Linked DNA regions of Homo sapiens: region 1 is linked to region 2. A link is an interaction called in ENCODE POLR2A ChIA-PET data of the cell type or tissue named here. Cell type or tissue: GM12878. All regions are shown on one strand. Links, peaks and the distances in the headings refer to the core of each region. The heading gives the core; the rest is flanking DNA.

Evidence for each region. ChIA-PET counts read pairs that join two places held together with the same protein. Peaks named below come from ENCODE experiments on the same cell type or tissue, not always from the same donor. Only the 100,000 strongest peaks of a DNase experiment are listed, where the experiment ranks them.
Region 1: POLR2A ChIA-PET joins it to region 2 with 5 read pairs; 8 of 35 experiments call an interaction of 5 or more read pairs at or near these places.

What each region holds. Positions count from the first base shown.
Region 1 is chr4:40,527,296-40,542,479 of GRCh38, forward strand. The region is part of intron 2 of RBM47 (RNA binding motif protein 47); the gene reads right to left. Among named protein-coding and RNA genes, the nearest start is that of MIR4802, 33 kb to the left of the region's middle. In GM12878, for the core only: no CTCF peak of the experiment used is centred there; a DNase peak (open chromatin) is centred at 8,961; H3K27ac peaks cover 1,735 bases.
Region 2 is chr4:40,449,560-40,464,743 of GRCh38, forward strand. The region is part of intron 3 of RBM47 (RNA binding motif protein 47); the gene reads right to left. Among named protein-coding and RNA genes, the nearest start is that of RBM47-AS1, 31 kb to the left of the region's middle. In GM12878, for the core only: a CTCF peak has its summit at 12,973; a DNase peak (open chromatin) is centred at 13,032; H3K27ac peaks cover 1,904 bases.

The sequences.
Region 1 (15,184 bases), core at 4,043-12,042, 75 kb after region 2:
TTTTTTTTTAAGACGGAATCTAGCTCTGTTGCTCAGGCTGGAGTGCAGTGGTGTGATCTCGGCTCACTGCAACCTCTGCCTCCCAGATTCAAGCGATCCTCCTGCCTCAGCCTGCCAAGTAGCTGAGATCACACCTGGCAATTTTTTTTTTTTTTTTTTTTTTTTTGTATTTTTTAGTAGAGACAGGGTTTCACCATGTTGGCCAGGCTGGTCTTGAACTCCTGACCTCAAGTCATCCACCCGCCTTGGACTCCCAAAATGCTGGGGTTACAGGCATGAGACACTGCGCCCGGACTAACTTTTGTATTTTTAGTAAAGGCGGGGTTTCACCATGTTGGCCAGGCTGGTCTCGAACTCCTGGCCTCAACTGGTAACGCCCGCCTCAGCCTCCCAGGACAAATGAAGTTTAAAATAAGCTAGAATATTTTTTAACCTGCTAGTTTTCATTGTGTGTGTGTGTGTGTGTTTGGGGGGTGGGGGGGTGTACGTTTTTATTTAAAAGTGAATACTCCATATGTACCACAAAATTCCAAACCTGGAAGAATCTTCCAATATAGTCCAGTCTACAACTGTTTACCCTTGAGGAAACTGACCTGCTTCAGTTAAATGAGATATTCTAAGTCACATGTTAGTTTGCAGAAGAGAAGGGGCCAGAAACTTGTTTTCGTATTTCAAAATTCATACACTTTACTTTAATGGTGCACTGCCCATTAAGTACTAAAAAATCAATTCAACAAATACTTACGAAGTATTTCTTATATATCTAGCACTGGTTAGGTGCACTAAGGTTACAAAATAAATGTAAGCGAAGATTACTGCCCATAGAAATGTTTTGGGCCAGGTGTGGTGGCTCATGCCTGTAATCCCAGCACTTTGGGAGGCCAAGGCGGGCAGATCACAAGGTCAAGAGATCAGGACCATCCTGGCCAAAATGGTGAAACACCATCTCTATTAAAAATACAAAAATTAGTTGGGCGTGGTGGCACGCCTGTAGTCCCAGCTACTTGGGAGGCTGAGGCAGGAGAATCCCTTGAAACCAGGAGGCCGAGGTTGCAGTGAGCTGAGATCGTGCCACTGTACTGCAGCCTGGCGACAGAGTGAGGCTTTTTTAAAAAAAAAACAACAAAAAACCCTTTTGGTCTCTCACTGAGAAAACAAGGCACACACACTAAGCAAATATATTCTTCCTTGCATTGTCATGTAACTACATATCTAAAATGGGAGCCACCGTAATCCTAGCACTTGGGAGACCTGAGGTCAGGAGTTCAAGACCAGCCTGGCCAATATGGTGAAAACCCATCTCTACTAAAAATACAAACCCTAGCCAGGCATGGTGGCATGCACCTGTAATCCCAGCTACTTGGGAGGCAAAGGCAGGAGAATTGCTTGAACCTGGGAGGTGGAGGTTGCAGTGAGCCGAGATCGTGCCACTGCACTCCAGCCTGGGTGACAGAGTAAGTAAGACCCTGTTTCAAAAAGAAAAAAACAAAAACAAAAATTAGCTGGGCATGGTGGCATGCGCCTGTGGCCATAGCTACTTAGGAGGCTAAGGCAGGAGAATGGCGTGAACCCGGGAGGCGGAGCTTGCAGTGAGCCGAGATCCCGCCACTGCACTCCAGCCTGGGCGACAGAGCGAGACTCCGTCTCAAAAAAAAAATAAATAAATAAATAAATAAATAAATAAATAAATAATAAAGAAAGAAATAATAAAACAGGGCCATCTCGTATAACTCTGTAATGGTGGAAAGTTTCTGTATCTTTGCTGCTATCAGGATAGTAGCCAGTAGCCACATATGTCTATTAAGCACTTGAAATGTGCCGCTGGCTACCATATTAAAAATTTTTAATTTTACAGATGTTCCTTGACTTACAATGGGCTACTTTCCATTAACCCCATCATAAGTAAAAAATATCATAAGTCAAAAATGTGGCTGGGCGAGGTGGCTCACGCCTGTAATCCCAACACTTTGGGGAGGCCAAGGTGGGCAGATCACTTGAGGTCAGGAGTTTGAGACCAGATGGGCCAACCATGGCCAACATGGTGAAACCCTGTCTCTACTAAAAATAAAAATTAGCTGGGCATGGTAGCACATGCCTGTAATCCCAGCTACTCAGGAGGCTGAGGCAGGAGAATTACTTGAACCTGGGAGGCAGAAGCTGCAGTGAGCCAAGATCGTGCCACTGCACTCCAGCCTGGGTGACAGAAGGAGACTCTGTCACAAAAAAAAAAAAAAAAAAAAAAAAAAAAGCATCTAAGGCGGGGCATGGTGGCTCACACCTGTAATCCCAGCATTTTGGGAGGCTGAGGTGGGCAGATCACCCGAAGAGCTCGAGACAAGTCTGGCCAACATGGCAAAACCCTCTCTCTACTAAAAATACAAAAATTAGCCAGGTGTGGTGGCACACACCTGTAATCCCAGCTACTTGGGAGGCTGAAACAGGAGAATTGCCTGAACCCGGAAGGCGGAGGTTGCAGTGAGCCGAGATTGTGCCACTGCACTCCAGCCTGGGCAACAAAGCGAGACTCCATCTAAAAAATAATAAATAAATAAATAAATAAATAAATAAATAAATAAATAAATATTAAAATAAAAGTAAATAAACTTCACGATGGATTTTAAGGATATTAGACCCCCTTTTTTTTTTTTTTTTTTTTTTGAGATGGAGTCTCACTCTATCACCCAGGCTGGATTACAGTGGTGTGATCTCGGCTCACTGCAACCTCCGCTTCCCGGGTTCAAGCGATTCTCCTGGCTCAGCCTCCCGATGAGCTGGGATTACAGGCGTGTGCCACCACACCTGGTTAATTTTTGCATTTTTAGTAGAGACGGGGTTTCACCATGTTGGCCAGGCTAGTCTGGAACTCCCGACCTCAGGTGATCCGCCCACCTTGGCCTCTCAAAGTGCTGGGATTACAGGTGTGAGGCACCATGCCTGGACGATCATGAAGTTTAAAAATTCTAGGTGGAGCATCTTCTGTACTTAATTTTAATTAAATTATTATTATTTTTCTTCTTCTTTTTTTCGAGATGGAGTCTCGTTCTGTTGCCCAGGCTGTAGTGCAGTGGTACAATCTTAGCTCACTGCAACCTCCACCTCCTGGTTTCAAGCAATTCTCCTGTCTCACCTCCTAAGTAGCTGGGACTACAGGCACACGCCATCGCACCCAGCTAATTTTTATATTTTTAGTAGAGATAGGGTTTCACTATATTGGCCAGGCTGGTCTTGAACTCCTGACCTGTGATCCACCCGTCTCGGCCTCCCAAAGTGCTGGGATTACAGGCGTGAAGCACCGCGTCCAGCCCTATTTTTCTTCTTTTTAATCTGAATTTAAATAGCCATGTGTGGCTAGGGACTTCCGTACTGGACATCACAGGTCTAAAATAATTATTATAATCTGGATGAAAAATATGTCACATTCATTCTGTCACTTTTCCTTCTTTTGCCTATGGCAAAAACCACTATGATCACAGGACTCTTTTTCCTTTGAACATGGGCAGGCTTTCAGAATTCTCCATGCAAGGCGAGGCACGGTGGCTCACACCTGCCACCCTAGCACCTTGGGAGGCTGAAGTGGGAGGATCCTTGGAGCCCAGGAGTTGGGGACCAGCTTGGGCAACATAGTGAGACCTGTCTCTACAAAAAGCAAACAAAATTAGCTGGGCATGGGGGTGCATGCGTGTAGTCCCAGCTACTCAGAAATTGAGGCAGGAGGACTGTTTGAGCCCTGGAGGTAGAAGCTACAGTGAGCCATGATCGCGGCAGTGCGCTCCAGCCTGGGTGACAGAGTAAGACTCTGGAATAAATAAATAAAATAGAATTCTCTATGCAACCATTGTCAATGGCATGGACTTGGTTTACATAAAACGAAACCTGTTTGCCATTCCCGATGCAGATTAAAAAAGGTGACAAAGGTGACCTGGAGAAGGAAGGAGTTGAGGTGAGCTTCAGATGAGATCGGGAGTGATCAGGGTGGTCTGGCCACAGACTAGCTGAGCTTCAAAGGATAACATCTGGAGAGATAAAGAGGAAAGGACAAAGAGTATGGGGTTCTCTGTATAGAGGAGAGTAGCTGCGAAGGAGCTGAATGGAGCTCCCCTGGTCCTAGGACAAGGAGGATGCTGGCCTGCCAAGCAGAGAGGGTTGGGTTGGGTGTGGTTGGAGATAAGGGGATAGGCGGAAGGGTGGGTCTGGGTTATGACTTTGAAATTCCAGGACACCCTGAGGGTTTCAGAGGAGCCTGGAGAACACATTTTAGAAAGGCAACTCTGATAGCTAGGCACAGATAGGTTGTACAATGGACATGCGCTCAGATACCAGGGTGAAGGCTATGCCAGTAATGATGTGTGTTTTTCCTTTAGGAAAATAAAACTTGTTTATTATGTAAAATGTATAAATGTCAGAAAAGCAGATATAAAAAAATTAAAATCAGATGTCTACCAACCACAGATGACATTTTGATGTGGTTTCTTACAGTTTTTTTCCTCCTTCTCTGGCTAGTGCAGTAATTTAGGAATTAACATTATGACTTGAACTAGGAAGATGGTAGTGCGAATGAAGAGGAAAGGCCGTGAAAGATATCGTTAAGTGAGGCAGGGGGGTGAGGACAAAAGAGAATTAGCTTCCAAAGACAGGAGTTCTAGACCTGGGTATTCTGTGGGGCCTGAACTCCCAGCCTTGGTTTTGCCATACATCAATCTCTCTCTTTTTTTTTTATCTTTTTTTTTTTTTTTGAGATGGAGTCTTGCTCTGTCACCCAGGCTGGAGTGCAGTGGCGCAGTCTCAGTTCACTGCAACCTCTACCTCCTGGGTTCAAGAGATTCTCCTGCCTCAGCCTCTCAAGTAGCTGGGACTACAAGTGGGAGCCACCATGCCCGGCTAATTTTTTGTATTTTTAGTAGAGACGGGGTTTCACTGTGTTAGCCAGGATGGTCTCGATCTCCTGACCTCGTGATCCACCTTCCTCAGCCTCCCAAAATGCTGGGATTACAGACGTGAGTCACCACGCCCGGCATTTTTTTTTTTTTTTTTTTTTTGAGATGGAGTCTTGCTCTGTCACCAGGTTGGAGTGCAGTGGCACGATCTCGGCTCATTACAACCTCCACCTCCTGGGTTCAAGTGATTCCCCTGCCTCAGCCTCCCGAGTAGCTGGGACTACAGGCATGTGCCACCACACCCAGCTAATTTTTTGTATTTTAGTAGAGACAGGGTTTCACCATGTTGGCCAGGATGGTCTTGATCTCCTGACCTCATGATCCACCCGCCTCAGCCTCCCAAAGTGCTGGGATTACAGGCGTGAGCCACCATGCCTGGCCTTTTTAAAAAAAATATTATTCTTTTTCCTTTTTTTTTTCTTTTTAAATATTTTTTTCCATTTTTTTTTTGAGACGCCTGGCCCATACGTCAATGTCTTAACCACTTCTTATTGGAGTCTAATTAAAGGTCAGATGAGATTTTTGAGACCCCCTTCAACTAACGTACAGATATGTCTGTGTATATTTAAAGTGAACATCACATATAAATAGAAGTAGTTGTCATAACACCACACAAGATCCCTTGATCTCTAGGCTATACCAGTAGCTTATAGCCTCTTGCAATCTGCAAAATTTTAGGGGTAGAGTAATTAAACTTTCTATTCTGAGCAGTGTTACAAAGAGGATCTGTAGCTGTAGTTCATGGGACAGGATATGAATGGGGCAGTGTAAACAGAGAATTCACTTTCAGACAGGACTCCACCAAGCAGAAATAGCTTCTTCCTAGGAGCCAAAAGGTTTTCAAAGCCCAATACATCTTTGAAGACTATAAGAAAAACAATAGTAAAAACAGCTGCTAGGGAATACAGATTATGCTCTCTGAGGCCAGATGCAGTGGCTTACACCTGCAATCCCAGCACTCTGGGAGACCAAGGTAGGCGGTTCACCTGAAGTCAGGAGTTCAAGACCAGCCTGGCCAACATGGTGAAACCCCATCTCTACTAAAAATACAAAAATTAGCTGGGTGTGGTGGTGCATGCCTGTAGTCTCAGCTACTTGGGAGGCTGAGGCAGGAGAGTCACTTGAACTCGGGAGGCAGAAGTTGCAGTGAGCTGAGACCGCACCACTGCACTCCAGCCTGGGAAACAGAGCAAGACTCTGTCTCAAAAGAAAAAAAAAAAAAAAGAAGAAGGGAAAAAAAAGCTCTCAGGTAGGAAAGAGCAATACAAAGACATTCATCAGGCCAATAAGCAAAAGTTTACACCAGAGGTTATCTATACATTTTTAAAAAATACTGATTCCTGGGCTCCCCTTCAGACCAATTAAATCAGAGTCTCAGTAAGTGTTGTCTGTGAATTGATTTGTCTTATTTTGTTTTATTTTTTGAGACTGGATCTCAGTCTGTCACCCAGGCTAGAGTGCAGTGGCAAAAACATGGCTCACTATAGCCTCGACTTCCCGGGCTCAAATGATCCTTGCATCCTAGACCCTTGCCACTCCCTCTCCCCAGTAGCTGGGACTACAGGTGCGTGCCACCATGCCTGGTTAATTCTTTTTTTTTTTTGAGATGGAGTTTTACTATTATTGCCCAGGCTGGAGTGCAATGGTGTGATCTCAGCTCACCACAACCTCTGCCTTCCAGGTTAAAGCGATTCTCCTGCCTCAGCCTCCCGAGTGGCTGGGATTACAGGCATGCACCACCACGCCCGGCTAATTCTGTATTTTTAGTAGAGATGTGGTTTCCCCGTGTTGGTCAGGCTGGTCTCAAACTCCCAACCTCAGGTGATCCACATGCCTCGGCCTCCCCAAAGTGCTGGGATTACAGGCATGAGCCACCATGCCTGGCGCCTGGCTAATATTTTTTAATTTATTTTTTTTTTAGAGATGGGGTCTCACTATGTTGCCCAGGCTGGTCTTGAACTCGTGGGCTGAAGTGATTCTTCCACCTCAGCCACCCACAGTGCTGGGATTACAGGCCTGAGCCACCATGCCTAGCCTGGTAATTTTTTAAAATTCACAACATGATTGAAACTTGAAACACAAGAAGATGCCCTGGAGAAAAAACAGTTCAAGGGACAGCAGAGCAGCTGGGATCCACACTGTGCCCTTAGCCACCTGGGTTAAGGGTTACAGCAAGTTCCTTAGTGATGTGGGAGCTAGAGGCCAAAATAGAACCCACCAATACATTTTATAATTGCATATTACACTCCGTATAGCTAAAATTCAGGGTGTAGATTCCATGATTTTCAATGCATCCTTTGGTCATTTTCACTGAACTGTGAGTTAGCGAACTCCTGGGGACCTGGTCAGAATGTCGATGGACATACCTTTTTCTGAGAATCCCTTGGCCCTCTAAGGAGCTGGTAGTTAAAAAATGCAAACTCGGCCGGGTGCGGTGGCTCACGCCTGTAATCCCAGCACTTTGGGAGGCCGAGGCAGGCGGATCACGAGGTCAGCAGATAAAGACCATCCTGGCTAACACGGTGAAACCCCATCTCTACTAAAAATACAAAAAAATTAGCCAGGCATGGTGGCGGGCGCCTGTAGTCTCAGCTACTCTGGAGGCTGAGGCAGGAGAATGGCGTGAACCCGGGAGGCGGAGCTTGCAGTGAGCCGAGATCGTGCCAGTGCACTCCAGCCTGGGCGATGGAGCAAGACTCCGTCTCAGAAAAAAAAAAAAAAAAAAATGCAAACTCGCCTCAGACTGACGTAGGTATGTGAGCCAGCTCTGCCATGCATGAACTGTATGACCTTGTGTGAGTTCCCTGTTGTCTTTTAAGTCTGTTTTCTTATTGACAAAATAGGAATCCTAGCCCCTTCTTTAGAGATTATGGAAGAGATCAAATGAGGCTATACAAGTAAAACTGATAATACAAGTAAAAGACTTCCTTATGCCTGGCATATAGTGAACCCTCAGTAAATGTAAATCATCATTATTTTCTTAAGACCTCTAGGGTTCCTTACAACTCCAATATTTTAAGATTCCAAGAATCACTGATTACACAGGTATAGATGAACAAAAATCAGTGGGTACTGACATGCCTAGACTGAAAGGCCTGGTTTGTGTTCAGCACCTTTTCATACCAGCCTGGTATGGTATTTCTTTTTTTTTTTTTTTTTTTGAGACGGAGCCTTGCTCTGTCACCCAGGCTGGAGTGCAGTGGCACATACCAGCTCACTGCAACCTCCGCCTCCCGGGTTCAAGCGATTCTCCTGCCTCAGCCTCCTGAGTAGCCGGGATTACAGGTGCCCACCACCACGTCTGGCTAATTTTTGTATTTTTTTTTTTCGTTTTTGTTTTTGTATTTTTCAGACGGAGTCTAGCCCTGTCGCCCAGGCTGGAGTGCAGTGGCGAGATCTCGGCTCACTGCAACCTCCACCTCCCGGGGCAAGCGATTCTCCTGCCTCAGTCTACCGAGTAGCTGGGATTACCAGCGCCTGCCACCACCCCCAGCTACTTTTTGTATTTTGAGTAGAGACTGGGTTTCACCATGTTGACCAGGTTGGTCTTGAACTCCTGACCTTATGATCCGCCCACCTTGACCTCTCAAAGTGCTGGGATTACAGGCATGAGCCACCACACCTGGCCTCGTATATATTTTTTTTCCCCCTCATAGAGATGGGGTTTCACCATGTTGGCCAGGCTGGTCTCAAACTCCTGACCTCAGGTGATCCACCCGCCTTGGCCTCCCAGAGTGCTGGGATTACAGGCGTGAGCCACTGCGCCCAGCCTCTGGTATGGTATTTCAATGCCCACTTCATTCTTTGCTTGAGGTGTCACTTGTATTTTGCTGACCTTGTTCTTAGTTTCAAATAACTCATTTATTTTGCAGACATAGAAATTTTGTCATTCTTTATGAAAGCAATGCGGCTGTTCTACTGCTACTTCTTGGCAGGCAACACCTGCATAGAAACCAATGAGCATGGCTGAAGTGAATGTCAGACATTCTATTTCTGTCTGCCCACGGTGCAGCAACCACTGACACACTTGGGGCAACCTGCTTTACCCAAAGTGCAGCCCGGGATGAGGCCCCACCTCAGCAGAACTTTGATGCATGTCTAATGACTGGCTTGGAGACCTTGTTCTTGGAAACTACAGGGCTGACATTTAAGTATCACCCATGAAATTTGCCTCAAGGTTCAACGCTGACATTAGCTACCAATTTCGGCTTCATAACCTTGGAGTATTCTCTTTGCTTTCTAGAGCATTAAATACCATCCTACAAAGCATAAAGCCATTATTGACCTGTTATTCTGCCAAAAGACACATACACTTTGTTGATGCCCACAATTTTCTTTTTCTTCCTCTATGGTAGGTCCAGACCTCTTCCGTTTAGGTAGACAGGCCTCCTTTTGTAGGTAATTGTCTGCTTCCCTGCCATGTTATTGGTTGAGTCATGGCTCATATCCACCTCTCTGCCTTTGCAGTTTTTGGTGTGTGTGTGTGTGTTTTTGTTTTTTTTTTATTGTTGTTGTTGACAGAGTCTCGCTCTGTCATCCAGGCTAGAAAGCAGTGGCATGATCTCAGCTCACTATAACTTCTGCCTCCCAGGTTCAAGCAATTCTCCTGCCTCAGCCTCCTTAGTAGCTGGGATTACAGACAGCTGCCACCACGCCAGGCTAAGTTTTTGTATTTTTAGTAGAGATGAGGGGTTTCACCATGTTGGCCAGGCTGGTCTCAAACTCCTGATCTCAAATGATCTGCGCCCAGCCTGCCTTTTCAGTTTTGAAAATAGGTTATCTTGTTTGGCAAATAGCAAGACATCAAAGAGCACACAGACAAAGTAACTAACCACTAGATCTATGAAACTTTTGCCCACATGAATGAACTAATTTTATTTTATGTTATTTATTTATTTTTGAGACAGGGTCTCACTCTGTTGCCCAGGCTGGAGTGCAGTGGCATAATCATGGCTCACTGCAGCCTTGACCTCATAGGCTCAAGCAATCGTCCCACCTCAGCCTCACAAGTAGCTGGGGCTACAGGGATGCACCACCATGCCCAGCTATTTTTTTTTTCTTAAGACAGCATCTCTCTCTGTCTCCAAGACTGGAGTGTGGTGCCTCCATCTCAGCTCACTGCAGCCTTGACTGAGCCTCCGGGTCAGGAGATCCTCCTGAGTAGCTGGGACTACAGGTGCAAGCCACCACACCTGGCTAATTTTTGTAGAGATAGGGTTTCACCATTGCCCAGGCTGGTCTTGAACCCCTGGGTTCAAGCAATCTGCCTGCCTCAGCCTCCCAAAGTGCTGGGATTCCAGGCGTGAGCCACCATACCTGGCCTAATTTTTAAATTTTTTTGTAGAGACACGATCTCACTGTGTTGCCCAGGCTGATGAACTGATTTTAAAAGGGCAAATCATTAAGTTTGGAATTAGCCTTAAACTCACTGCTCTTACACTCTACCAAAAACCATTTTTCCAAATATCTGTTTGGGTCCAGAAAGCAGATCTCAGCAACATCTTAGCTTTTACAGGAAGGCTTTGTGATGAAGTCACTGGTTGTCTGTATTCACCATGGGCTAAATGTAAATTCGGCGCAATTACTCTGACAAGTCTTTTTTTTCCTTCTTTTTTTTTTTTTAGATGCGATGTCACTGTTTTGCCCAGACTAGAGTGCAGTGGCACAATCATAAATCACAGCTCACTGCAGCCTTGAACTCCTGGACTCAAGTGGTCCTCATGCCTCAGCCTCCCAAGTAGCTAGGACTACAGGCGTGTGCGTGTGCCACCATGCCCAGCTACATCAAGTCTTGGAAAGTTCTTCAGTCTGCATCATAGTGGTAATTATACATTTATGTTTATAAACAGCAAAGGACTTCAGGGTTACTTTTGCATAAGTTTTCAATACCAGCAGGCTCCATACCTAAATTAACACTGACGTCAAATTTGATCAGAGATCAGGCAGAAGGAAAGAAAAGGGAGAGGTCCAGACAAGAGGGTAGTGAATATACTCCCTGGCAAATCTGGATACAGATGAGAAAAGGGATCCAGTAACTTCTACTGCATTTTCAAATATACCATTACATATGTGAGGTAGGATGCTCTTTTATTGGTATTGTTTTTTTTTTTTTTTTTGAGACAGAGTCTTGCTCTGTCGCCAGGCTGGAGTACAATGGCACGATCTCAGCTCACTGCAACCTCCGCCTCCCGGGTTCAAGCGATTCTCCTGTCCCAGCCTCCCAAGTAGCTGGGACTAGAGGCGCACGTCACCACGGCCAGCTAATTTTTGTATTTTTAGTAGAAACAGGGTTTCACTACGTTGGCCAGGATGGTCTCGATCTTTTGACCTTGTGATCTGCCCGCCTTGGCCTCCCAAAGTGCTGGGATTATAGGTGTAAGCCATGGCGCCCAGGCTTTTTTGTTTTTTGTTTGTTTGTTTGTTTTGAGACGGAGTCTTGCTCTGTTGTCCAGGCTGGAGTGGAGTGGCACAATCTTGGTTCACTGCAGCCTCTGCCTCCTGGGTTCAAGTGATTCTCCTGCCTCAGCCCAAGTAGCTGACATTACAGATGTGCACCACAACACCCAGCTAATTTTTTTGTATTTTTAATAGAGACAGGGTTTCACCATGTTGGCCAGTCAGTTTCGAACTCCTGACCTCAAAAGATCTGCCTGCCTTGGCCTCCCAAAGTGCTGAGATTACAGATGTGAGCCACTGTGCCCAGCCATGTTTCTTATTAACTAAATGTTTAAATGCTCATTCTTAAACTCTGCTGGGGCCAGGATAGTGGTCTGATTTATCTTTGTATCCCTCACACACTTGTTCCAGTATCTTTTATATGATGGTCCTATGTAGATTTAATTTAAATCAAATTAAATTATAGGCCACTTTCCCCTTCTTTGTAGTAAAAAGCTACATTGTACAAAATAAACAGTACCAAGTAATGTGTAATGGAAAAAAAAATCTCTTCCATTTTCAAGTGAAGAAGCAGAAAACTCGTTTTTAGAAGCTGCCTTTTGGGATTGCCTTGAGCAGCCTGGGGTCATTTTGTGACAGTTCCCTACCAGTGGTTGGCCAAGGAAAAGTCAATGTGTTTTAGCTCAGTTGTTTGACCTTTGGGTGTATTTGCTCTTTAGTAAGCATCCCTCATATGGACCACATGAGTTTTACCTGAAGTCTTAACTGGGTTAGAGTCTGCCTTTTTGAAACAACATGATGAGGAGGCCATTTTCCAAAAGGTGTATCTTCTAAGCCAGGCACGGTGACTCGTGCCTGTAATCCCAGCACTTTGGGAGGCCGAGGCAGGTGGATCACCTGAGGTCAGGAGATCGAGACCAGCCTGGCCAACATGGTGAAACACGTCTCTACTAAAAATACAAAAATTAGCCGAGCGTGGTGGCAGGTGCCTATAATCCCAGCTACTCGGGAGGCTGAGGCAGGAGAATCACTTGAACCTGAGAGGCAGAGGTTGCAGTCAACCGAGATTGTGCCACTGCACTCCAGCCTGGGCGACAGAGCAAGACTCTGTCTCAAAAAAAAAAAAAAAAAAAAAAAAAAAAAAGATATATCTTCTAGTAATTATTAGGTTATTAGGATAGGGATTTTAGGAAAATCTATTTCTAAGAGATCTGTGACTTCACTAAATGAGCTACAATTCCAAAATATGAAGAGCCATTTACCAAAGAAACAATGTCTTCACCAGGCCACGTTTTCCTCCTTTTCAAATGCAACTTGCATTTTCAACTTGTGAGTTAAATAATATCTACCTCTTAATTTATTAACTTACTTGGAATGAAAATCTAGGCTATGATTAGTAGGAAAGGGTAAGGACTCCAAATGTTTTACTATTTTTATTTTACTTAAAGTTCCCATCAGGAGCCCTGTGGTATTTCCTCCTCTAATCTTTCCTACAGATCGCCACCATCTAACTTCAGGTGCCATGTTGATCAAGGAAAATATGCTTGCTGTGGCTTGAGAAAAATCAAGGCCCCAATCTAAACACTTTACATGGTATGTCTCAAAACATCACTATGTACCTCATGAGTATGTACAATTATCATTTGTCAATGAAATAAAATAAAATTTAAAAAAGAAATTAACCAAAAGAGAATATAAGAAGGATGTTAAAATTCTTTGTTAAAAATAAACAGGCTGGGCACAGTGGCTCACCCCTGTAATCCCAGCACTTTGGGAGGCCGAGGTGGGAGGATCACCTGAGGTCAGGAGTTCAAGACCAGCCTGACCAACATGGAGAAACCCCATCTCTACTAAAAATACAAAATTAGCCAGGCATGGTGGCGCATGCCTGTAATCCCAGCTACTCAAGAGGCTGAGGCAGGAGAATTGCTTGAAGCCAGGAGGCGGAGGTTGCAGTGAGTCAAGATCACGCCATTGACTCCAGCCTAGGTAACAGGAGTGAAACTCTGTCTCAAAAAAAAAAAAAAATAATAATAATAATAATAATAATAATAAATGGGGAATAATGGGGAAAAAACCCTACTATTTTTTTCCTTATAGAACTATATAGGTTTTTTTCTCCTTCAGTTGGGTTTTTTAATTTATATATTTTATTTATTTATTTATTTATTTGGTTTTTTTAATCAGCTAACTTTAAGATTCATTATTTACATTTTGCCAGGAATTTTTCCATATAACCTAAATGTCAAGCTTATTGATATAAATCATATATAATATCCTCATTCTATTCTTTGTATTGTGAAATAAGCTCTATATAAGGTCATAAAACAAATAAACATCTCAAAGAAAGTCAGGAAATGACCTGGACTTTTTTTGAATCAAGCCAGGCACAGTGGGTCACACTTGCAATCCCAGCACTACGGGAGGCTACGACAAGCGGATCGCTTGAGCCCAGGAGTTCAAGACCAGCCTGGGAAACATGGCGAGACCTCATCTCTATAAAAAATTAAAAATTAGCTGGGCCCAGCTACTCACGAGGCTGAGGAGGGAGAATTGCTTGAGCCCAGGAGTTCGAGGCTGCAGTGAGCCCTGATTGCACCACTGCATTCCAGCCTAGGTGACCGAGCAAGATTCTCTCAAAAAAAAAAAAAAAAAATCGCATCAAATTTACTCATAACTAAGAAATCAGCAAGCTTGAGAAGGCCAGTTCCATGGAATTAGGGTTCCTTTTGTGTATACATGAACATGTGTAAATTTCTGCATCCGTCAGTTCAGTAACTGGCCAAAGGGCGCCAGCTCAGCAGTACTCTTGATAGAAAATGTCAACACTGCTGGGTGTGGTGGCTCACGCCTGTAATCCCAGCACTTTGGGCGGCAGAGGTGGGTGGATTCCCTGAGGTCAGGAGTTCGAGACCAGCCTGGCCAACATGGTGAAAACCCCATCTTTACTAAAAATACAACAAATTAGCCGGTGTGGTGGCGCATGCCTATAATCCCAGCTAGTCGGGAGGCTGAGGCACGAGAATTGTTTGAACCCGGGAGGCGGAGGTTGCAATGAGCCGAGATGGCACCACTGCACTCCAACTTGGGCAACAAGAGCAAAACTCTGTCTCAAAAAAAAAAAGAAAAAGAAAAAGAAAATGTCAACACAGAGCACTAAGGTTTGAAACCTGAGAATCTCACACGTTCAAAGCACAAGTAGAGTCAAGTAGCTGGTTCAAGTAGCTGCCTCTGTTCATTCTATTTAAAGCATTATTTTTTAAATCCTGCCCTTGGTGGGAGAATCGTACACATACATTGACTATGTCGATGATCACCTTTCCTGGATGCCATCAAGGATGCAGAGACAAAGAAATGTGGACACATTGTCTGTGAAAACCACCTCTTACTAGAAGCTGATTACCTTCCTTGGGGAGGTAGGTGAGGTAAATTAAGAACATAGATTTGGGGAGAATTCAAAGGATTAGCAGGGGAGCAATACTTGGGCTCTAACTCTAGGGAATAATGCTGATACACAAGGTAAGATTTCTGTCTGAACCACAAAAACAAAAAAATCTGATCATCAGTCTGAAATCAATCTCTTTAAGAGGTTTTAAAGATTCTTCCAGAAATTTGACTAAGTTTTCATTTTACAAGAGACACCTGTTCTCTGAAGCCTCTCCCTCTCCCTTTCCCTTTCCCCCCATAGCTCATGCTATTCCTTGACCCCAACACTCTCTCCATACTGGGCCCCTGCAAAGGCTGTTTAATGTAGCCACTGCCGCCTGTCTCCAATCCCCCTCTGCCTATCCTCCAGGTCTCAGTTAGAATGCCATTCAAACTCCAAGCAACCTTCCCAATAGTCACCTCCTGAC
Region 2 (15,184 bases), core at 6,436-14,435:
TCAGGGAGGCCTGCTGTGTACTACAAGACGGCTGAAGCCACCCTCCCGAAAGGGGTGGAGTGGGGAGATTTTCTGCAGGGGTTTGGCAGCACACAAATACCAGTTAGGAAACTATTATCTTGTTCCCTTTATTTATTTAGACGGAATCTCATTCTGTCGCCCAGGCTGGAGTGCAGTGGCGCCATCTCAGCTCACTGAAGCCTCCACCGCCCGGGTTCAAGTGATTCTCCTGCCTCAGCCTCCGGAGTAGTTAGGACTACAGGCATGCACCACCACGCCCAGCTAAGTTTTGTACTTTTTTTAGTAGAGATGAGGATTCACCATGTTGGCCAGCCTGGTCTCGAACTCCTGGCCTCAAATGATCCGCCTGCCTTGGCCTCCTAAAGTGCTGGTTTTATAGGTGTGAGCCACCGCACCTGGCCTTGTTCCCTTTAAATAAGCATTACTTACACTTTGTCTCTAAAGGTTGATGGGGTAATGCTGAAACCAACAAAAATGAAACTCACAAATTCAGCACACATATGCCTCCCGGGCCAACGTTTTTCCAATCCATGAACAAACAGTAGGAGGGACTTCTAGTTTCACTCCTTACCTTGGCTCCTTTGACCTAAGCCTTTGAGGGATCTGGCAAGGAACAGAAAGGCCGACTGGCAGACACCAGAAAGGAAAAGGAAGGAGAAGCCACAGTGGCTTCTATCATTTAACACTAGCTTGAATTCATACAGTGTTTTGCAATTTATAAAATTCTTTCAGGCTGGGCAAGGTGGCTAACGCCTATAATTCCAGCACTTTGGGAGGCTGAGGCGGCCTGATCACCTGAGTTGAGGAGTTTGAGACCAGCCTGGCCAACATAGTGAAACTCTGTCTCTACTGAAAAAAAAAAAATATAAAACTTAGCCAGGCGTGGTGGCATGCACCTGTAGTCCCAGCTATTTGGGAGGCTGAGGCAGAAGAATTGCTTGAACCTGGGAGGCGGAGGTTGCAGTGAGCCAAGATCGCACCAATGCACTCCAGCCTGGGTGACACACAAGACTCTGTCTCAAAAAAGAAAAAAAAAAATTATTTCACATATATTATCTAATTTCATAAAATCCCAGAATTTGAGCTGCTCAGGGAATATAGGTGTTCTCTAACCCAGGGTTTTTGAACCTCAGCCCTATTGATATTTGTGATAATTCTATGTTATGAGGGGCTGTCTTGTGTGTTTTCAGATGTTTCATAACATCCCTGTCCTCTACCCACTAGATGCAAAAGCCCCCTACCTCCACAATGTTGTGACAACCAGAAATGTCTCCAGACATTGCAAATCTGGGGGCAGGGGGTGCGCATAAAATTGCTTTCTGTCGAGAATTACTGGTGGAGTCTATCTTGGAGCTGTGTAATATGATTATATACTGGCACACATGGTAGGTACTTTTTAAATAGAGAAGAAGTTGTTATTTTCTACAGCCCTCCCTCAACATGGGCCTGGTGTCTTGATCTGGCTCTTACGAATAGTCAAGGCTGGCCGGGCACAGTGGCTCACGCCTGTAATCCCAGCACTTTGTGAGGTTGAGGTGGGAGGATCGCTGGAGCCCAGGAGTTCGAGACCAGCCTGGGCAGCATGGCAAGGCGCAGTAGCTACCAAAAAAAAAAAAAAAAAAAAAAGTCAAGGCTATCAAGACTGAGAAACGTGCAACATTTTTCAAGGGTTTGAGGTAAGTGTCTCTGTGATACAATAATACTCATTTAATTTGGTTGAAACACTATCAATTTAATTTTCAGACAAAACAACAGCTACCATAAAGGCTTGTTAAGAATGGTTCTGTTGTCTAATTGACTTGTCATCACAGCAAACTTGACAGGCCTGGGTCATAGAAACATCACTGCCGAAATCAGTCTAAAGCATCCAACTGTCTCATTTAAATTCCGACCCCGCTGCTACATGGACACATGAGAACTGCTGACAATCTGGTTTTTAAGACTTGGGCTGTTTTCAAATGTCATTACTGGTTTCTTCAATAATGCAATAACCCTTACTTAAAATTTACAGTTTTTTTTTAAAGACATACTATGAACAATCACTGAAAATGGGCTTCTGGGATACAGTCAATTCACTGGTACTAAAGTCAGCATCTGTACAGGTCTGTAGGCAAAAGGCAATGATGTGGTAAAATAAATGATTAAACAATATTTGCATATGAATTGATTCATTCCCTCGCTCATTCAAACACTAATTGAGCACTGGCTGCGTATGAGGCTGTGCTAGATGCTTGGGGATACAGTGGTGGCTACTGCATGTTCCTTGGAGTTCACAGTCTGGCAAGGGTAGATGAAGAAGGAAGGGGAGGCCAGGAACAGTGGCTCATGCCTGTAATCCCAGCACTTTGGGAGGCCAAGGCGGGCAGATTGCCTGAGGTCAGGAGTTCGAGACCAGCCTGGCCAACATGGCAAAACCCTGTCTCTACTAAAAATACAAAAATTAGCCGGGTGTGGTGGCATGTGCCTGTAGTCTCAGCTACTTGGGAGGGTGAGGCAGGAGAATTGCTTGAACCCAGGAGGTAGAGGCTGCAATGAGCCGAGATCATGCCACTGCACTCCAGCCTGGGCAACAGAGCGAGACTCCATCTCAAAAAAAAAAAAAAGAAGGAAAGGGAGGAGACAGAGCAGAGGGAACATTATGAGCAAAGGTGGGCATTTGCAAAAATGCTGGAATGGTCTCAAATAGCTGAAATGTAGGAGGTGGATATGGGGCAGAAGATGAGGCTCAAAAAGAAAATGAAACCAGATTGTGAAGGGTCTAAGTCTCTCACTTTCTGTGGTAGACAGTGGAGAGCCACGAAGCTTTAGCCATGACTAGGAAGTTCAGGCTGAGTCCTCAGTGAAAGAATGAGTAGCTCTTGCACCAGGAGTTTTATTTATTCAGAGGAATAGAAACGATTTTATAAATTTGTTTATGAAGTATTCTGCTAAGCAAGCAGGAGGCCTGAGTAGTGTTTATAAGGGGACAAGAGACCGAAAACTCAGGAATTAAAAGCACGAGATAAACCTGAAGTTCTGTATCTTGTCAGCCTTAGTCTAGCGTCCGCCAGGTCAAATCTACCGTCTATTATAAACATCCGCCTTTTCATAATACATAACACTACTGCAGTTTTTTTTTAAGCCTTTTTTCTACAATTAGAATGTAAACTTTGAGAGAGCAGAATTTATGTCTCTTCTTGGTTATCATAAACTCCTCAAAGCTTGACACTTAAAAGACAATAAATATTTGTCAAATAATTAAATGGACTGTGATTTCCTTCTTTTTTTTTTTTTTTTTTTTTAAGACAGAGTCTGACTCTGTCACCCAGACTGGAGTGCAGTGGCTTGATCTTGGCTCACTGCAAACTCCACTTCCCGGGTTCAAGCAGTTCTCCTGCCTCAGCCTCCCGAGTAGCTGGAACTACAGGCACCCACCACTGCACCCAGCTAATTTTTGTATTTTTAGAGACGGGGTTTCACCATGTTGGCCAGGATGGTCTCGAGCTCCTGACCTTGTGATCTGCCCGCCTCAGCCTCCCAAAGTTCTGGGATTACAGGCTTGAGCCACTGTACCCGGCCCATTTCCTTCTTAATAACATAATTAATAGCGATAAATACTTAAAGATTACTTATTTTTGTACAAGGCACTGTGCTAGAAATGGGTGGGAGGGAACATAAAAAACCATATAAGATTGTTCAGCCCTAGGAGGTCACAAAACTTCCTTCAACAAACATTGATTGAGTGCCAAAATGAAGACAGTGGCTTAGTAAAGTGCACAAGCAAGGATGGACTGTGGGCCAAGACAGACTTCAGGGAATAAGCCAGCTATCACATGTAGCCGAGGATTGAAAATCTGCACATTTCTTGTTTAATTATATTTAGAGACAGATGGAAATTATGCAGCAGTAGAAGTTCTACTTATCCTCTTACACTTAGAACTAATTATGTTATCATATGCCATGTTATTGCCAATGCAATACACAATGATGTTAAATAATTGATTAAGATGATGAAGATGAACTCCATTTTATTGAACATCTTTATGAGTGAGACCTTCTGCTGACTGTCAGCAGTTAGCACCATGAGAGAATTTCAGAGGAGGATACTGTCCCACCCCATGTCTAGTATTTCTGGAGAAGTGGCTGGAGAGTGTATTTCACTTACATGCTAAGAACAGAGCAGCGCTAAAAGAGAATAGCCAGCTTAAATGCAATCCTCCCTACAGGGAAGGAGATGAATTAGAAATAATCTCTCTTGTTCTTTGCTCTCAGAGGTCAAATTTTTTTTTTTAAAAAAAGAAAGAAATAATCTCTCCAAGAGTTTCCTTAATGTATGGTTTTAAAACTCCCAAGTTAATGATAGTTAACTATTTTTTTGAACACGTATGTGTAATTTGATTTCTCATGACATTTCTATGAGTGGAAATTTTAAATGTGGGCTCTAGAGTACGGGGTAGACGCCTGCTGGAGACCTGCACATTTGACTCCCTGGCTGTTTTAATAAAGTTTTGTTGGCACATAATCCACAGCCATTCGTTTACATATAGTCTGTGGCTGCATTTATGGGGACGGTGGCAGAGTTGAGTTAAGTAGCAGCAGAGATGATACGGCCTATGAAATCTAAAGTGTTTACTGTCTGGACCTTTACTGCAAACATTTGCCAACCTCTGCTCTAAAGTCAGATTTCCTGGGTTTGAGCCCTAGCTCTTCAGCTGTGTAGCTGTGTGACACATTGGTAAACTAACTATTTAAAATCCTGATTCCTCATTATCGTCACCTGCAAAATGAGACTAGTAATAATTATCGCTATCTCAAAGCATCACTGTGAGGAATAAATGAGATAGCCAAGGGCTTAGAATGAAGCTAAGTAAGGGTGTGATCAGTGTTAGCTATTAGTGCCCCCTTTTAATTTTTTTATTATTTATTTATTTACTTATTTTTATTCATTTATTTTTTGAGATGGAGTCTCACTCTGTCACCCAGGTTGGAGTGCAGTGGCACCATCTCAGCTCACTGCAATCTCCGCCTCCTGGGTTCAAGCGAATCCTGCCTCAGCCTCTCGAGTAGCTGGGACTATAGACAAGTGCCGCCATGCCCGGGTAATTTTTTTGTATCTTTAGTACAGACAGGGTTTTGCCATGTTGGCCAGGCTGGTCTCGACCTCCTGACCTCAGGTGATCCGCCCACCTCAGCCTCCCAAAGTGCTGAAATTATGTGGTGGCTCACGCCTGGCCATACTGCCCCTTTTTAAAGATCAGGAGATTGAGGGTATCAAATAACTTGACCCAACTTACAGAATTGAAATGTAGGTCAATCTGATGACAAAGCCAAAGCTCTTTCTACCATGATACTCATTCTTTGCTACTTACTTACTTACAGCAGGTTTAGCAATAGCCAGTGTTAACAGGATAAGACCACGATTGGTGAGAAATGGACATTGGCTGATAGAGTGGAAGGAATTTCCAGTACAGACACATGGTAAAGTTGTTGGGAAATCATTACTTTCTACCATCCCCATCGCTTCCCCTCTGCACTCTCCCCACCACTCTTCTAAGCTTTCAAAGAGTTCTGCAAACTGTCCCATAGCCTATTTCTGGCTCTTTGTAAAGGAGTTAACATATTCAAACTATGTTTTTAGACTTAAAAACCTATGGAATTAAATTCTTAAATGGAAATGTTGAAGGACTAGAATTCACGTAATCGCAATGTTCAAGTGAGAACATGGGACTGTGATGAGGCAGTGATTCCACGCCCAGGCTCTGGAGCCAGACTGCCTCGCTTCCTATCTCTTGACTGTACTACTTGAAAAACAAATGCCATCACACAAGTCACTTTCTCTCCTTGAGCCTCAGCTTCACCATCTATAAAATGGTGATAATATTATCATTAACATTGTTGGGAGGATTAAAAAGTACCTGGCTGGTTGGGCGTGGTGGCTGAAGCCTATAATCCCAGCACTTTGGGAGGCTGAGGTGAGAAGCTTGCTTGAGCTCAGGAGTTCCAGACCAGTCTGGGCAACATAGTGAGACCCTGTCTCTACAAAAAATACAAAAATTAGCCAGGTGTGGTGGCTCCAGCTACTCAGGAGGCGGAGGTGGGAGGATTGCTTCAGCCTAGGAGGTTAAGGCTGCAATGAGCCGTGATTGCATCACTGCACTCCGGTCTGAGCAACAGAGGGTAACCCTGCCTCATAGCAAACAAACAAAAAGAAACAAAAAAGAAAAAAGTACCTGGCTACAGTAAATGCTCAAGGCCCTTTGTTATTATTTCAGATGGTCAAGAATAAATGTTTTTCAAGGATCTTCTTTTTGTAGACAACTGTGTAGTCACAGTTTAGAGTCGTTAATTATCTGCCTGGCAAGATACTTTTTAAAATTAAAATGTAAAGAACCTGAGGGGATTCACTCCCAAATGTTTATGGACAAACTGAAAGGGCATTTACACAGATATTACCTTCTACATTTATGTGAGAAAGTGCTTTAAGACACTGTACATGTGAAATGTGTAGTTATAATGGCTACTACTATGTTCTCTTTTATATTTTCTAATTATGTAAGTATTATGTTCTTTTTATCACTACTTTGTATTCCTGCACGGGAGCTTTGTGCCTACCCATTGAATGTAGTAGGCCCTAAATATTGCCTGTTAACTAATTATGGTGTCATATACCATGTTAAAATTAAAATATTACAATTACTGAAGCAGGTTTAAGAGAGAAACCCGGGCATAATATTCTTAGAAAAACTTTATGTGCCAGAAGTTGAATATATGAACTGGTAGTTTGATGCATGATTACTTTTTAATTATAAAAGTCATCTTTAATTGCAAAAAATTCATAATAGTGTTCTTTTAGATAGGAAATTTCCTGTGTTGTTAAGAATATGATTCAAGTTACTGAGAATTTATAGATATATATTTCCTGTACATACTATTCCTATATATCTATATATACCAACAATACTATACAAAAGTATTAGTCCCATTTTCTTTTTTTTTTTTCTTTTCTTTTTTCTTTTTTTTTTTTTTTTGAGACAAGGGCTCTGTCACCCAGGCTGGGGTGCAGTGGCATGATCACGGCTCACTGCAGCCTCAACTTCTCAGGCTCAAGCAATCCTCCTACCTCGACCTCTCAGGCTCAAGGGATCCTCTCACCTCAGCCTCTCAAGTTGCTGGGACTACAGGTCCTCACCACCACGCCTGGCTAATTTTTTATTTTTTTGTAGAGATGAGGTCTCACCACGTTGCCTAAAGTTGTTCTCAAACTCCTGGGCTCAAGCAATCCTCCTGCCTCGGCCTCCCAAAGTGCTGGGATTAAAGGCGTGAGCCAACACGCCCGGCCAGCCTCATTTTCTTGATGGAGAAACTGAGAAGGAGGGCGATCATGTGCTTACTTCAAAATCACAATTAGATAATGGCAAATTTGTGATTGTAATTTTATAAAGATGCCTTATCTTTGGGGTGATACTTTATAATTTAACTTCTTTTTGGCAGTAGAGTTGTTTTATATCCAAAACCAAACCAAACCCAGAGAGTCCAAATATAAAAGATAGAATTTTAAAAAATTTTAAAATTTGTGGGGGTCGGGCGTGGTGGCTCACGCCTGTAATCCCAGCACTTTTGGAGGCCAAGTGGAGCGGATCACCTGAGATCAGGAGTTCAAGACCAGCCTGGCCAACATGGTGAAATCCCATCTCTACTAAAAAATACAAAAATTAGCCGGGCGTGGTGGCCTGGTGCCTGTAATCCCAACTACTTGGGAGGCTGAGACAGGGAGAATCACTTGAACCCAGGAGGCAGAGATTGCAGTGAGCCAAGATAGTGCCACTGCACTCCAGCCTGGGTGACAGAGTGAGACTCCATCTCAAAAAAAAAAAAAAAACAAAAAAAAGGCATTTTAAAATTTGTGTGTAAAAGGCTGTTTACTCAGGGTGGAATGTAGTGACACGATCTCAGCTCACTGCAACCTCCACCTCCCAGGTTCAAGTGATTTTCGTGCCTCAGCCTGGGATTACAGGTGCATACCACCACGCCCAGCTAATTTTTTTTTGTATTTTTAGTACAGACAGGGTTTCACCATGCTGGCCAGGCTGGTCTTGAACTCCTAACGTCAAGTGATCCACTGGCCTTAGCCTCCCAAAGTGCTGGGATTAGAGGCATGAGTCACTGTGCCCAGCCAAGGGTATTTTTCATTCGTTAAACTTCTTAAATTTTACTATCACATTGGGGATTAAGTTTAAAAAAATTTTCTTAAATTTATGCTCAAACAGATTTAGAAAGTGAACTTTTTGCTGGGTGTGCTGTCCTAGCACTTTGGGAAGCTGAGGTAGGTGGATCACCTGAGCCTTGGAGTTTGAGACCAACCTGGGCAACATAATGAGACCCCACCTCTAATAAAGTCAAATAAAATTAAATAAAACAAAATAAAACAAAATGAAAGTGAACGTTCCCAAACATAAACTTACAGTCATTATAATGGTGTGTGAATGCTAGTCTTCTCCTCCTAATTTGAAACTATATTAGTAGTTTGCAAGTAGTAGTTATATAGTAACAGTATGGTCTATTATTACTGTGTTATATTACACATGAATACATGTACAATATGCACCTTCTGGTGGTATGTCAAATAGTAGTATACAAAAATAACATAGGTCTTTTTGTAAAACAAATGACAAATTGCCTGTCCTGAAACAAAGGCTCTGAAACAGACTGACATAGTCAAACATTAGCTTCAGTTTTAGGTGTGACCTTCTGCTTTTATTTGGTGAACATTAGTCATTTCAGTTGCAACTAGGAAACAATATCTGCTACTATAGAAAAAAACAGATCCTGATTATGTTGATGTCATGTTCATTGACCAGTTATCTCAAGGCAATAATTATAGTAGAATAGCATTCGCCCAGGAATACTCTCAACATTGAAAAAGTCATGAGTTAAAATACTTTCTTCTATAAATGTTTAAGTTTAATGTGGGGTATTTTGGAAGCTAAAAATATTTTCAAAATCAACTATATTTATGACAATATGACCATAGTAGGCTGTTTATGAGAAAATATAAAAAAGGAAGTGAACTTTCTGGTGGGGGATCACTTAAAGACAAAATGCATTAAATACAACTTTAATCCAGAAAATATGTGTTCTTTTTATTCATTGCATTGTTTCAATGTTGTTCCACCTTTCCAGCTCTGGTGATAATTGTTTTTTTTTCCCCCTTTTCTTTTCTTCCTTTTTTGGGTACACAGTGAAAAACAAAAAAAGATAGCTTAAAAAACAGGTCCTTCTGCAAACATACGGCGAAGGTTAAACTCTAATACCCCATGGCTTGTTTACTTTAAAAATTTGGAAAAGTAAGCACCATGAGTTCATTGATATGAGTAGGAACCTGCGTCATCCTGTGGTATTTGTGAATATTGTGGGCTCTTTTATCAATTTCATTTGTTTCTAAGTCTTTCCAAAGAACTCTATTAGAAATGAGACCATCTGAGACAGGTCCTTTAACACAGAAAAAGTAAAATTCGCCTTCTATTATGAAGTGATTTTAGATATTAAAGGCTCTTTCCACTTCTTTATGCATTGTTTGAAATGTCTTAGAAAAGTTAAAACAATAGTGTTTATAGTTTATTTTATTAGCTACACTTGAAGCATCTCAAAGGCAGTGATGCTTATTTTATCCCCAGTGCCTGGCACTGAATGAATGTTTGAATAAAAGAATGAATGGATAGAAGAATGAATGAATGTGCACTGTCTTTTGCAAGAAACATGGTAGGACAAAGCTACAAAAAGAGTTTCCTTTTATAACTAACATCCACCAAATTGCTTTGGACATTTTTTTCACGTATCTATTTACTAAGTTTTGTGGGAGAGCCGTGCATGGGGGTGCATGCCTGAAATCCCAGCTACTGGGGAGGGTGAGGTGGGAGGATTGCTTGAGCCTAGGAGTTCAAGGCTGCATTGAGCTATGATTGTGCCACTGCACTCCAGCCTGGGCAACAGAGCAAGACCCTATCTCTAAAAAAAATTAATAATAAAAATAATTTAAAAAAACTTTTGTGGTTTACCTGCATATAGAACTGGGTACAAATAGTCATACCCAGGTACTATCTGGTGGTATTTCTGCATGGCCGAAAGGAGCCCATCAGAGAATGAATAGGCCAGCTTTGGTACAGGAGTTGGCATTTCTTTCTTTCTTCTTTCTTTTTTTGAGACAGAGTTTCATTCTTGTTGCTAAGGCTGGTGTGCAATAGTGTAATGGCGCTATCTTGGCTCACCACAGCCTCTGCCTCCGCCTCCCAGGTTCAAGCAATTCTCCTGCCTCAGCCTCCCGGGTAGCTGGGATTATAGGCATGTGCCACCATGCCTATAGCTAATTTTGTATTTTTAGTAGAGACGGGGTTTCACCACGTTGGTCAGGCTGGTCTCAAATTCCCAACCTCAGGTGATCCACCCGCCTCGGCCTCTCAAAGTGCTGGGATTACAGGCCTGAGCCACCACGCCTGGCCAGGAGCTGGCATTTCTAACACATGCCCAGGCATCAGGAATGTCACATGGAAAAGCCACACCAACCCCTAATGGATTATATTGAATGCCAATGTTAATATCCCTTGAGCCGTCTTGGTAAAGTAGGTACTGGCCAGGGAGCTATAAAATTTCCATCACTGTTTTTTTTTTTTTTCTTTTTTCTTTTGGCCTTAACTGATATGCTTAGCTTCTGCTATACTGTCTCAGGAATTCGGTAGAGATTTTATGCCACAAGGAAATAGGCACATAAATGAGGCCTGCCCATGAAGGCAGTTTTTAATCACTCTTTTATCTGAAGGTATTTTGAGAGGCTGCTTATTACAGTGCTTGAGCTCGAGCTCCTGCATGCCAGAGCTCAACCGCTTGAGTTCAATACCATTTATTAACTGTGTGACTTCAGGTGAGTGACTTACTCTCCCAAGCTTCAGTTCACTCAACTGGAAAATGGGAATAGACCGGGTGTGGTGGCTCACGCCTGTAATCCCAGCTACTTGGGAGGCTGAGGCAGGACAATTGCTTGAACCAGGAAGGTGAAGGTTGCAGTGAGGTGAGATTGTGCCACTGCACTCCAGAGAGGCTGAGGCAGGTGGATCACCTGAGGTCAGGAGTCCAGGACCAGCCTGGCCCACATAGCAAAACCCCATCTCTACTAAAAATACAAAAGTTAGTCAGGCATGGTGGCAGGCGCCTGTAGTCCCAGCTACTCGGGACGCTGAGGCAGGACAATCTCTTGAACCCCAGAGGCAGGTGTTGCAGTGAGCCAAGATCGCACCACTGCACTCCAGCCTGGGTGACAGAGTTAAGACTCTGTCTCAAAAAAAAAAAAAAAAAAAAAGATACTTATTAAAAGAAGAAGGAAGAGAAGGAAAATCAGTTTTCCCAGTCTCTATAATTAAACTAGGCAGTTAGAGACAATTGGAAATTCTTACAAATTTAAATAAAAAGCACAACTACATTAATTAAAGAAACTCAAGAAATATGCACTTAAATTAAGAATGGAAATGAACAGAAAATACATATCTAGAGTTTCACTGAACCTAGAGTATTTAAAATGAAAAATTCAGGTGTCAGGAAATTTATGATTTCCCAGGTCTACTAAACTCCTGGAACAATTGTTGGCATTTAATTGCTATTCATGTCTCGCGTACTCTGTACTTTCACTGAGTGCACTTGGAGTTAATATTTCAATTAAAAAACTAATACATCAGTAAAAACGCCCAGATTTGAGCTAATCATTTATTCTCAGGCTCACAGGGAAATACTGGATATTCTTCGAGTTAATAAAGTGTGAAATGATTTTAATTATTCAAGGGAAATATAGTATACCAGTCTTGCAAATGGTTTTTTTAGACAGCATGGTCTGTCTTATCCCATCCTACATCAGAAAATTTAATTGGCTTAGTTATTTCCTCTTTCCCAAATCCCTTTTTATGGCAAAGAGAAAATGAGGACCTACAGCAGCCCACGTTGCTGAGGACCTAAACCAGTCCCTGTGAAAACCAAAACAGGGATGGGCTGGATTTCAGTTTGTTTCTCATAGGTTCCGAAGTCAGAGTTTTAAAAGATTTAACAGGCTGGGCACAGTGGCTCATGCCTGTAATCCCAGCACTTTGGAAGGCTGAGATGGGCGGATCACCTGAGGTCAGGAGTTCAAGACCAGCTATGGCTAACATGGAGAAACCCTGTCTGTACTAAAACAGAAATACAAAAATTAGTCGGGCATGGTGGCAGGCGCCTGTAATCCCAACTACTCGAGAGGCTGAGGTAGGAGAATCGCTTGAACCTGGGAGGCAGAGGTTGCAGTGAGCCAAGATCGCACCATTGTACTCCAGCCTGGGTGACAAGAGTGAAAACTCCGTCTCAAAAAAAAAAAAAAAAGATTTAACATTAATTTATTTGGAATTTGGACAGCCAACTGCCAATGTCAAGCATTCCAATGTTGAGAGCCTAATACAGAATCTTGTTCATGTGGGGAGACCTCTGAGACCCTGAGTTGCATTAGCATGGCACTACTGTCATCTCCAAGCCCGTCAGAGAACAGCGCCCGTCCAGTGCAGACATTTGAAGCTAGGCGAGGCGGGTTACACAGCCTGGGGAGTCTTTGTACTTTTCAATATTCTCCAAGGGAAGTCTAGACAGGCTTCACATTTTGTTAAGTACAGCTAGGTTCTGTCCACAATAAAACAGAACTAGGACAACTGTTTTGGAAACATAGTTAGCACATAATTGTAGCTAATTTAGTTTTTTTCTCTGAAGCAGCATGAAAAGAAATTTGTTTTTGTACAAAAGATGTTTTTATCTTCTATAGCCCACAATTCCCAACAACAGAGTGTCCTCTCTCCTTCCCTCTGCTGCAAATATATGCACCTACATAACACCCACATGCACGTTTTTTTCTAGCCTAAGCCACTATCTACCCCTGCTGTTCTCTTTTTGGGGATTTCTTCAAGCATATTTACAAAACACTTGCTGAGCCCAACTGCCGCCTCACTGCTGTATCCTAGTTACATGAGCCATCAGTTCCCCAAACGCTTGCTTTCACCTGTCTGTTGGGAAACCACCTAAGCCTATACGAGGAAGAAAAATCATTCAGAACAAATGTTGGCTTGAATACTCATGTCGTTTTCTTAACTGCTTGATACAGGCTTTCACCGAGATTTGGTGGGAATCAAAAGTACATCTTTAAAAGAATCCTGGCCTTTACCTTACACTATATATAAAAATAAACTCAAATAGATCAAAGACCTAAATGTAAGAGCTAAAACTATAAGACTTGGAAGAAAATACAGGGGCAAACTTTCATGATACTGGATTTGGCAATGATTTTTTGGACAACCCCAAAAGCACAGCAACAAAAGAAAAAATAGATAAAGTAAACTTAATCGAAATTAATAACTTTTGTGCACCAAAGGACACTGTCAAGAGAGTGAAAAGGCAACCCACAGTGTAGGAGAAAATATGTGCAAATCATGTCTGATAAGGAATTGATATTCAGAACATATAAAGAACTACAACTCAATAACAAAAAGCAAACAAGCTAATTTAAAAATGGTCAAAAAAGTTGAACAGATATTTTTCCAAGGAAGATATACATTATACATCCGCAAAGATATACATTATACATCTGCATTACACATCTGCAAAGACCCTTGAAAAAATAAAGAAGACACACAGATGCCCCTTAAGGACATGAGAAGATGCTCAACATCATTCATCATTAGGGAAATGCAAATCAAAGCCACCATGATATACCGCTTCACACTCACTGTGATGGCAATTATCAAAAAAACAAAACCACAAGTGTTGGTGAGAATGTGGAGAAACTGGAACCCTTGTGCACTGCTGGTGGGAATGTATAATGGTGCAGCTTCTGTGGGAAAAAGTATGGTGGTGCTTCAAAAATATAATCATAATAAACAGAAGTACCACATGAGCCAGCAGCTTCTCCTGATGCACAGTGCAAGAAATGAACATAAGTGGTAATAATAAATATTCAGTGAATGAATGTAGGCCTCACATATCTTTTTCCCATAGAGAGATTGAGGTTGGTAAGTAATAACAGATCTGGTGACACTGTCTTCTACTTTAGAGACCTGATATTGGCTAGAGGTGGGGTAGGTAAAGGGGAGGGAATAGGCTTTTATTAGGTTGGTGCAAAAGTGATTGCAGTTTTTGTCGTTACATTTAATGGCAAAAACTGCAATTACTTTTGCACCAACCTAAATATTTTTTGAGTATCTATAAAAATATTTCTGGTTTTAAAATCTTCCTAAATTGGTAATACAGTTTTTACATGTGCCCTGTGAAACGCACATTGCCATATATGATGCGTGGGGATAGGTGGGAAGGTGGGTAAAATTTGCTGTTTCTGAAAGAGTTGGACAATATCAAGAGCTTTACAGTGTTCATTAGTCAATTCTCATTAGCCCAATGATTCCATTTATAGACATGTATAATCAAATACCCAAGCAAAGATTTACATTCAAATCTGTTTACTGAAGTTCTATTTATAATACAATGCAATGAACATAATAGTATATATTTACACGTAATGTAATAAACACAAATATTCAATGGTATAAAAATGGTCAATAAATCGTGGCATAGCCACAGCTTAGAGTACCTGTTTAATGTTCTCAGCTATTTTAACTTTGCTAAATAATATTTAAAGATATGCGGTAGTCCCCCTTCATCTGAGGAGGACCTGTTCCAAGACCCCCAGTGGATGCCTGAAACCTCTGATAGTAATGAACCCTATATATACTGTTTTTTCCTATACATATTTACATATATAATACATACCTATGATTAAGTTTAATTTATAAATTAGGCACAGTAAGAGATTAACAACAACAATAATAAAATGTAACAATTATAGCAATACTCTAATAATAAAGTTATGTGAGTGTGGTCTCTCTCTCTGTCTCAAAATATCATACTGTATGCCTCTATTTTGGGAATACAGTTGACAACGGGTAACTGAAACCGAGAAAAGTGAAACTGCAGATGGGGGCTGACTACTGTATATGAAAATTAAACAATCAGCCAGGCATGGTGGCTCACGCCTGTAATACCAGCACTTTGGGAGGCCGAGGCGGGAGGATCACGAGGTCAGGAGATCGAGACCACGGTGAAACCCCGTCTCTATTAAAAATACAAAAAAAAAATT